Linked DNA regions of Homo sapiens: regions 1 and 3 are each linked to region 2. A link is a contact called in ENCODE Hi-C data. All regions are on one chromosome and are shown on one strand. Each heading gives the region's core, a stretch centred on a gene start or an enhancer-like site at or near the end of the contact. The rest is flanking DNA. Distances are from core to core; before and after follow the strand shown.

Region 1 (3,265 bases), core at 452-2,951, 1.3 Mb after region 2:
AAAAATAGACTTTTCTATTGTGGTCTCATGTGGAGTTCTTATTAGTTTTATAAATGGTCACACCAGTTGTCCCTTTCATAAACTAGAGTGAAATCAAGACTATCAAGATTTTTCCTCTGAGGAAGAACAGTTAAGGCACAGAAAAAAAAAAAACAGAAAGCATAAACTTAAAGAAATTTTAAAAACGTATTAAATACTGAATCGATGCATTGATATCACTCTGTTGCACACAGAACTGAGAGTCAGAGGCTTGGGTGCTTGACCTGGCTCTGCTACTCACTGCAGGCTGCTGCAAATGTGACTAACCAGTTTGGGCTCCAATTTTCTCAAATTTTCTAGAGGTTCTCAAAGTTTCCTTATAACTCTAAAATTCTATGATTTCATTAAAATGCATGGTTCTTTAAATAGGCAGTTTTAATCCATTAGGAGTTTCTTGTGTTCTGTATAAAGGTTTAATATTGGGAACTTAGTTCATTATCATGCATGATTATAAAGTCCTACAAACAAATTCCCATTACTAGTGTGTCTCAGATCCAAAGTAATTAAAATGAGGATGCTACACTTTGTGATTACAAATATTGTCTTGGTATTACTTTAAATTATTTCCTACAACAAGTCAGCATTTTTGACGGTGGATTGAATTTTTTTTTAATGCCCTTGCTACTTAGTTACTGAAGAAATCAACACTAACAGATGAGCGTGCCCTCAGACACTGGAAGAGTGAATGTACCTCCTGGAGTCATCAGATTACTATTCAATTTACTATTAAACCTAAAAATTTACTACTAAACGTTTTTGATATTCTGAAGCAAAAAAGATCATTTTTCTACTGCAATGGCATGAAGACATAGCACAAAGTTAAAATTTTCTCTTTAATTCCCTATTAAGTATTTGAGGGAACTGCAAACAAACACTGCCCTCATATGACATTGAAAGCCAAATCAGCTCTGGTTAGGGAGATTCTAAAATGGCGCCACATCCCTATTGTATGGATTGTTTTGCTAATCAGTTTTGTACTATACCCTTTGTTTAAAATGTAATGACTTGAGCCAAAGATATTGGCATTTAACAGTAATTTTGTAAAATGATTGCAGATCATAAACAGATTACATTGTTTTACATCAGGTGTTGTACCAGTGTTTTAAAAAACAACTGCTGAAGGAGGTTTTGAATATGTATCTTTCTAGCCAAAAAAAACTTAATTAGTTCAAATAGGCCCCATCGTCCCCCTCTTCAAATGAGTAAGTCTTGTCTCTATTAATGTTTGTTTAATTTTAAAACAGGACTGGAACTTTCAACCCAGCTGTATATAAAAGAATTATTTTCAGCATTCTCATTACAAGAGCCCACTTCTTCAGGGTTAATAGAGCATGTTACATATTCAAAATGCTTCCTAGTCATTGCTCAACACATCCCATTCAAAGAATGTTGACATCATAGGAAGGTTTAGAGATGCAGAAAGTTAGCCACAGTAAGAGACTAGACTGAAGCGAGCACTCAAACAAACCTCATCTCTCGCTTACCTTGCTACATTATTTCCTTTTCCCCAGCCCTTCTCACCTCCACCACCCAAGAATCTACAGAGTTCTGAGCTCTCTGGGGCTGTCTGAGGAACGTCTCTTGGTATTTTGTCAGGAATTCGAGTCATTAGGCTCTTGCAGCTTCCCACTTACAAAGTATGTCTTAAACTGTTATGGAAATAAGGATGGTCCTACCATACAACTTCCGGCGAGGGAAATGCCTTCACTTTCATAGAGAGCCGGTAAGACCGCTTGCCAGCTACGGTTTCAAGCACCTGCTGTTTTCGATGTTTCACAGTGATGAATGCTTTATCTTTGAAAGGAGAAGTGATACATACATTAGAAAAGAATAATTTCCATAAACAAAACCTTAGGGCCTCATTCAGGGAGGGTGTAATCAATGAGTAAATAAACAGAGCTGAATTATGATAGAGCCTATCAATGAGCCCAAATGTTGATCATGAATAGGATACTTTAAAAGCACTGTAATTGGTGAACGCCTTTCAAATCAAATGGTATCACGTCCTAGCCACATAAAACAGTGGCAGAGCAACAGAAAGTGAAACACCTTAAATATCTCTATCACAATAACAAAGAAGTGGGAAGATATTTCTAAAAATCTACCTGGCCACTATAAGCAAGGTGAGAAAAAGTTGCTCTGTACACCCTAAAACAACCAATTTGATATCAAAAATCAACTGGAGAAAGACAAAAGGAAATAAAGGCTACTGATAGAATTGTTCCATAGTTTCTGCCCTCCACACTGTTTCCTTTTCAGCAATGGAAATAAGGTCTTTAAGCATTTTCTTTATAGAATTTGCATACTGAAATTAAGCAACAGCATTAGGATTCCTTGAGAGTAAAAGCAGGAATAAAATAGCATTAATTCTAAATGATTTAGCATACCATATTTTTATTTCTCTAATTCATGGTAGTACCTGAGAAATTTTTCTTAGATAATAAAGATAAAACTCATCATCTTTTTCTGTTTTGTTTATACAGAACACTAAGAATTTCATAAATATATTAGGTTCTAACCGAATTATTAGCCATAATAAGCATCTAAAGAAAGGACTCTCTGTTCAATTCAAAAGTATTAAATGTAAAGAGTACTTAATGTGGTTTGCTTTTTGACAGGGGGAGGAGGGAACCATGGCCAAGCTGTATTCATTCATGATAATGTAACTCTTGGCCAACAGAAAACTGACTTATTTAGAGAACACAGACATCTACAATGATTAGAAAGCATAGCATGAGTTGGCAACGCTGAACTATGCTTACCATATATATGCACTGAGGTGTTAACAGATTTGAATGATGGTCCACTCCTTACACGACAAGTATAAAGTCCTTTGTCTTTGTTCTGCATTTTGTCAATAGTAAGAACACTGTAGAATATGTTGGCATGGGAATTGCTTTGGTCAATTCGTCGCCTTACGGAAGCTCTCTTATTTTTCTAGAAAGAAAATGTATAACAAATGTAGAAGGAGTGAGTGTTCATGCTTAAAGTTATATAGGATTTTAACATTTCTTAGATCATTAGTTCGACAACAGCTTCTGTTTTATACTAAGAATCATGTCAAATCCACCTAGAGCGTAATGTTTGGAAACTACATCTGTGTCTAGAGGTGCTTCAAATATGTAGCATAGCAGGATTTATTTAGCACTTAATTTTCTTCAAATACACTTTCACATATACTATCTCAATTGTTTGTCCCAACAACCTAATGAGATTGGCAGGCTGA
Region 2 (3,202 bases), core at 265-2,764:
AAGAACTGGCTGCCAACTGGCATGAAGCACGGTCACATCCAAAACATACGAGTGGAGTGACCAACATGAAAAATGGCAGAGTAGAAAGCTCCCAGGGTTAGTCCTTCCACCAAAACCATTAAGCTGAAAAATACATCAGAATCAACTATTCTGAACCTTAGAACCTAATCAGACATTAAACACCCAGGGCAGTAGTTGATGAAGGGAGAAGAGAGCACAGCATGCAAACCAGCTACTATTCCCTACTCCTCAGCATCCCCAGAGGCGGGCACAGGACCACCTCCTAGAGCAGCTGCCTAGTAACAGGGCTGGCAGCGGGAACCTTGCCCTCAACAATTTAGGATTGTGCATTTTGCTCAGTTCTGGCAGTAGCCTGGGGAAACAGCACAGATTCTTGCTTTTGTTTCTGTCCCCTTAGGCTGCAACCTTTCTTGTTTTTTTCCCTTTATTGAGGGGGATGGGGATCCAGACATTATACTAAATCTCTATCAAGTCATAGCTGTCCAGAGATAGTAAGACAGAAACTTCAGTGACCACACACAACAAGGAATACAGACTTTGCAAAACTGGTTTAGAAAAGTCATTATACAAATGGATGACTGCAAGCCTCAAAAAAGCAATCACTGAGGAGGTGGAGAATCTGATTTTCAGAGTCACCACATTACAACATTCAAACTGTTCAGTTCTCACACACACACAAAAAAAATCACAAAACATGCCAAAAAAAAAAAAAAAGGAAAATATGGTGTATTTGCAGGAAAAAAGAATTTGACAGAAACCATCCCTGAGGAATTCCAGACACTGGAATGACTAGTCAAAGGTATTATTAAATCAATCGTATCAACGGTATCACACTGGGGTCCCAAAACAAGAGCTGAGCACGCTTACTTCCCCACGACTAACGTGGTTTTTTCAGTGAGTCACTTGTTGAAATCTCAAATTTCCTGGATGAGAACCATTTCTGCAGGGATCAAATGAGGTCAAATCACAAGTCCAAAAAGATTACACAAGTATCACAAGTCCAAAAGATTAGCTAATTCTTGAAGGCAACAACATTTAAATTCCACCACTTTGCTTCAGCAAGCCGTGACGCTTAAAAACAAGGGTGTCAGAAAAATTCTGGATGAAAAGATCAGTTCATGAAAGTAAGGAAGGAATAGTGTTGTGCAGCTATAGAAATAACAAGAGCTGAATGACACTCAAAGTTTATGTGTGGCATTTTCAAAATGCAGTAAAATTCATTTTTTAAAATAAGCACAGATTTACATATGTTAAACACAATTTGAATACAAATTCAGAATGCAGGAAGCAGTCAATATGGGAACTTGAGTGTGGGTACATTACAAAGAAGAAAGGTAAGAACTGGTAAGAGACACTTTAGCCATAGCAGGCCAGAAGGCTGCACAGGTGTGAAACCCTCCTGGTGAGAGGGTGAGCAGTGAGCTCCACCACCACTTCTCAAACCACGTGACTCTGGGTGAGTCACTTTCTCAGTCTTAGTTTCCTCACCATATCATACAGGAAAATACCTACTCTGCCTACCTCGGGGTTACAGAAATCAAATAGTGAATGTGAAAGTGCTGTAAAACGTAAAGCATTATGTAAAGGTATGACTAGAAACATGAGTCATTTGGATTTTTCTAAGTAATCATTTTACCAAAGTGAGCAACGTGATGGAAACTTGCCCCAGTAGAGTGAAGTACCTTGTTCAAGTACACTTGGTTTTGAAAGCCACTATGTAAATGGAAAAGAGACCACTCTTTAACCTATGTAAAAGTCTGAGGTTAGCTTCCTATGGACAGTTAAAATATCAGAACAAGCACCAAATCCCTTTCATATGCTTTGTATAAAACCTTTTATTTTATAAGTACTCTAAGTTCACAATCTAAAAATAATTCAAACTGTAAAGAGGGTGTAAAACTCAAAGTATTATTCACCACTCCCTCTCTTAAGGTTCATTTCCCTGGAGACAATACCCATTAACGGTTTTAGTTCTTAATAATGATTATCATAACTTTAAATAATATATTGCATGCCTCAGTCAACAGCTCTTAATTCTGTGCTTTTGCAAGAAGAGAAATTGACACACACACTACCTCCCAACTCTCCTTCCACAGGCCACCTCCTAATTTTTATTACGTGTCACTGGGTAGAGTATTGTTCTAGTGCTTCTACTGGTTCTACATCTAAATCTTTAGCTAGATTTACCAATTCTCATATAGCACGTAAGAAATCCGGGCTATGAAACAAAAGGAAATAAGCACATTCACCTTTCCTGCTATCCCTCATTTCCTCCACCTCCCAGCCACTTACTCATATATTCAGGGATTATAACATTTACATTAGCTTCTATAATTATATCTTCCATGCTTTATCTTTGGTGTATTCAAAAAGCAATTAACTAGAAAGAGTAGATACTTGAAGGGTAGCTAATGTGTGCAAAGGAGATTGGCTTATGAAGTAGAGAGGGGCCAGTAGAAATGTTAGTAACTTCAAACAAGAAAATTTTAGTTACACATGTTAAAAAATGTATAGGTTACTAGCAAAACATAAAATATCATTCCAATAAAAAGCAGTACAGGAAGGCAAAAAAAAAGAAAAGAAAAAGAAAAAGCAAAGGAACAGAAATATAGCCCTCACTCATTAAATTACTGCCCCTCGAAGGAGACTCTTCCATGTTCCAATCTCTTGGTTGTCCTCAAGTGTCTGGAAATCCCTGGTTGGCTGTACGGCTTTGTGAATGAAAGATGGTTAGTGTAAGTATCTCAAGAGGGTTTCCTCTGCATTTGCGTAGGTCTGGCTGTCCTAAAAGATCGTTGGTTTCAAGTTCTATGTGTGTGAGGAGCTGGTGGGCACGTTAACAAGAAGAGCAGTACTCAGAATAGGAATGTCCTTGTCCTGTGTCTGCTGTAAAAACCAAAGTGCTATGTATGAGCTCTTCTCTGCTCTCTCCACTCTCACGCACTCCTCAGACAAAAGATCACCCACTTTCTGGCAAGACCATGACTCTAGCCTTATCCTAAAGGTGAAAGCCTGGCAAACCAGCCACTCTGAAGGGGACAGAAAGGAGGCTCCATTGAGCCAGCTATTCTGAATGAACTTCTTTAATTACCATGGTGATGGCAACACAGCCATGCTCCTACTATGAACTGTTGATTCCAAACTCAAGCTTCCACCAGGGCTCTCTCAAGAAGCCCAGGGT
Region 3 (2,940 bases), core at 84-2,583, 1.1 Mb after region 2:
ACATTTTGTACTAGTTGTTTTCATGTTCCTGATAAAGACATACCCGAGACTGGGCAATTTACAAAAGAGAGAGGTTTAATGAACTTACAGTTCCATGTGGCTTGGGAGGTCTCACAATCATGGCAGAAGGTGAAAGGCATGTCTCACATGGCGGCAGACAAGAGAAGTGAATGAGAGCCAAGTAAAAGGGGTTTCCCCCTGTAAAACTGTCAGATCTCATGAGACCTATTCACTACCACGAGAACAGTATGGGGGAAATTACCCCCATGATTCAGTTATCTCCCACCAGCTCCCTCCCACAACACTGTGGGAATTATGGGAGTTACAATTCAAAATGAGATTTGGGTGGGGACGCAGCCAAACCATATCACATTTTAAAAAGAAATATGTCAAAGAAATGGAGATGATGGTCAAGAAGTTAGGAAATAATGTCTTTTGCATATTTACTAAGATAAGATAGATTTTTGAAGACTCACATAGATATCAGATATTTAACTGGAAATGTGTTAAAATTGTTTTTCTCTTTAAAATGTTTTTCTTTTAAAAATATGATGCTTTCTTAATAAAGGTGACTTGGAAAATTCAATAGCTTAGAAATAGTCTCTCTGGCTTCCCTGCCTAAGTACAACCATTGTGAATCTTTTAGTACATTTCTTTTCAATCTTGCTTTGTTTTGTTTTTGTCTCCTTTTGCATTGTTTTTTGTTTTAACCTTTTATATCATATTACATCTTTTCTTTATTATAGGTATTTTCCCCATAGTTTTTATATTCTCTGAATATAATTTAATGATTCCTATTATGACTATATTGTTCTTTATGTAATTATTTCCCTAAACAAATGCTTTTGTTTGAAGGTTGGATTCCATGTTACTTAATCTAAGGTTTCAAAATAGAATTTTAAGTAACTTTTCCTTAAACATGAAATATTTTCTTCTTTGTCCCTTTCTAATATATACTTAAAGAATTGTTTTATCATTGAGATTTTGCAAACAACCAGAATACTTGAATTCTAACAAATGTGTGTTAAAGGGTAAATGATTTCAGAGAAAAGTAAATCCATTTTGAGATGTCTATTCATTAATTTATGTATTTAGGGAAGGTCTCAGTCTATGGGGGCAAGAAAGCAGCATCACGTTATTATGCTTTTTAATCTTAAGATTTTCTTGACTTGAAAATTAAAGAGGAGGGGAGAAAGATTTGAGTCCATATTCTAGTATCTTTCAGATTACAACTCCTTTCAAGACTCTAATTATAGACAAAAATATATTACTTCTGTTTACTTGTTACTTCTTTTTTTTTGCATCCTGACAGTTGAAAAAAGAAAGTTGTGGTTACATGGCTGTTTCACATTTAAAATCTGGTCATAGAATGTGGTCATTTTTTTCCTTTTGCTATGTCATCTGTAGACACATGCATAATTTTGTGGAAGGGGATGTGGTACAACTATTCTTATAGATGACTATAGTTGTTGCTCAAATTTATTTTGGTAGTAACACCTGTGAAATGACTGTTGGCTTTAATTTATAACTGTGTTTCTCAACTGCTTAAGTTTTTGTGGGGGCTGTCTTATGCATTTCAGAATGTTTATAGTGGCCTCTTCTGACTGAAGGGCCTGGCTTCTGCCTACTGAATGCCAGTAGCAATCCCCCTCTACCCCTATTGTAATGCCAGAAATATCTCCAGATGTTGCCAAATGCTGGAGTGGTTTCTTTTGAGAACCACTCTTTTATAGCATTCTTTTCCAGTAATTTTTTAATCATAATTATTCTGTTTTTGGTGTTCACTGATTAATATATTAATGTTTATATTTTCATAGGAAGTAGTCCTTTTTTCTAATAGTTTAAAATATTGTTTGAGTAGTCGTAACTTCCCTAACCATACCATACATGCATAAAAGCCTACCATTTTCTTACACTATGTAATTTATTATCTTAGCACAAGTGAAAAAAAAAAGCAAAGTATAAGAAATATATTGATTTAGAAAATGAGAAGAATAGCATACCATGTGGAGTTGATACGAGATTCAGAATGAGTCTATATCAGTAAAACAACTAGAACAGAGTCTGGCACACAGTAAGCACTATATGTTTGCTGCAAAAACTCTTGTTTCCTTATTACTACATTAATTAAATAGTTTCATTTAAACAGTTCATAGTCATTTTTCACATTGTCTTGGCATTTGTTACCGGTCCCATTTTTTTGAGCCTTCTTACACATATTTCCAGAGTATATTATCTTCTGTTCTGTCCAAATTGAGAGATAATTATTTTTAATTTTGTATGTGCTGCTTACCAGAAATTTTATTCCAAGCCATAAGTACATATTTGCTATTTATTATAAGTACATAATTAACCATTTAATTATGTTGCTTTTTATAACTGATTCACAAAAGGTTGTTTTACAACAATATGAATATAAGATCAGCAGGGTGTAGGGACTCATGCTTGCAATCTCAGCACTTAGGGAGGCTGAGGCAGGTAGATCATTTGAGCCCAGGAGTTGGAGATCAGCCTGGGCAATGTAGCAAAAGTGTCTCTACAAAGAAAAGAATATAAGGTCATATTCCTTGGAATAATTACAAAATCTTGATTAAATTTATATGTCTCCTTTTCTACTGATTTACAACATATTAACAATGACCTAGAAAATATTATCAAAAACCACTTAATGAGTTGATAGAATCCACCTTTGTGGTAGAGGGGCCTGAGTGATATAAGGAAAACAAACATTCAACATAAGTGATGGTAGAGACTTTTATTTCCATCAAGCCACACAATGAACAGCTCTCACATGCCTAAACAATAATACAGGGTAGGATTAGCCAGCCACATTTTAAGTAGAAAAACCTCTACGGTTTCTGTTTTTATATTTATTTGGTTAACAATTACATATAAATTCTTACTTTAAGTAATTTTTATTCAATAATTAAGTGGTTACAG

What was found. Hi-C counts contacts between places; a loop is a spot of excess contacts on that map. Pooled maps may share reads with other maps.
Region 1: a map with no recorded cell type shows a loop between it and region 2 (10-fold over the local background). The contact joins two enhancer-like sites. A Hi-C loop is called at or near these places in 3 of 37 single-sample maps with no recorded cell type and 4 of 50 pooled maps.
Region 3: a pooled map shows a loop between it and region 2 (17-fold over the local background). The contact joins two enhancer-like sites. A Hi-C loop is called at or near these places in 5 of 37 single-sample maps with no recorded cell type and 7 of 50 pooled maps.

The regions. Positions count from the first base shown.
Region 1 is chr13:28,428,335-28,431,599 of GRCh38, forward strand. It overlaps FLT1 (fms related receptor tyrosine kinase 1), which reads right to left. Exons shown (of 30, transcript NM_002019.4): 7 at 2,802-2,976; 8 at 1,716-1,833. Among named protein-coding and RNA genes, the nearest start is that of FLT1, 65 kb to the right of the region's middle. RefSeq lists enhancers at 1,553-1,952, 1,972-2,631. Within about 2 kb of position 1,702, at least 3 of the 41 ENCODE cell types and tissues checked have a DNase peak (open chromatin) inside an H3K27ac peak, as active enhancers do.
Region 2 is chr13:27,129,842-27,133,043 of GRCh38, forward strand. The region is part of intron 1 of USP12 (ubiquitin specific peptidase 12); the gene reads right to left. All of the region lies in intron 1 of USP12-AS1 (USP12 antisense RNA 1), which reads left to right. Among named protein-coding and RNA genes, the nearest start is that of USP12-AS1, 5.9 kb to the left of the region's middle. RefSeq lists an enhancer at 1,230-1,299 and a silencer at 1,330-1,379. Within about 2 kb of position 1,515, at least 12 of the 41 ENCODE cell types and tissues checked have a DNase peak (open chromatin) inside an H3K27ac peak, as active enhancers do.
Region 3 is chr13:28,267,523-28,270,462 of GRCh38, forward strand. The region is part of intron 12 of PAN3 (poly(A) specific ribonuclease subunit PAN3); the gene reads left to right. Among named protein-coding and RNA genes, the nearest start is that of PAN3-AS1, 130 kb to the left of the region's middle. Within about 2 kb of position 1,334, at least 3 of the 41 ENCODE cell types and tissues checked have a DNase peak (open chromatin) inside an H3K27ac peak, as active enhancers do.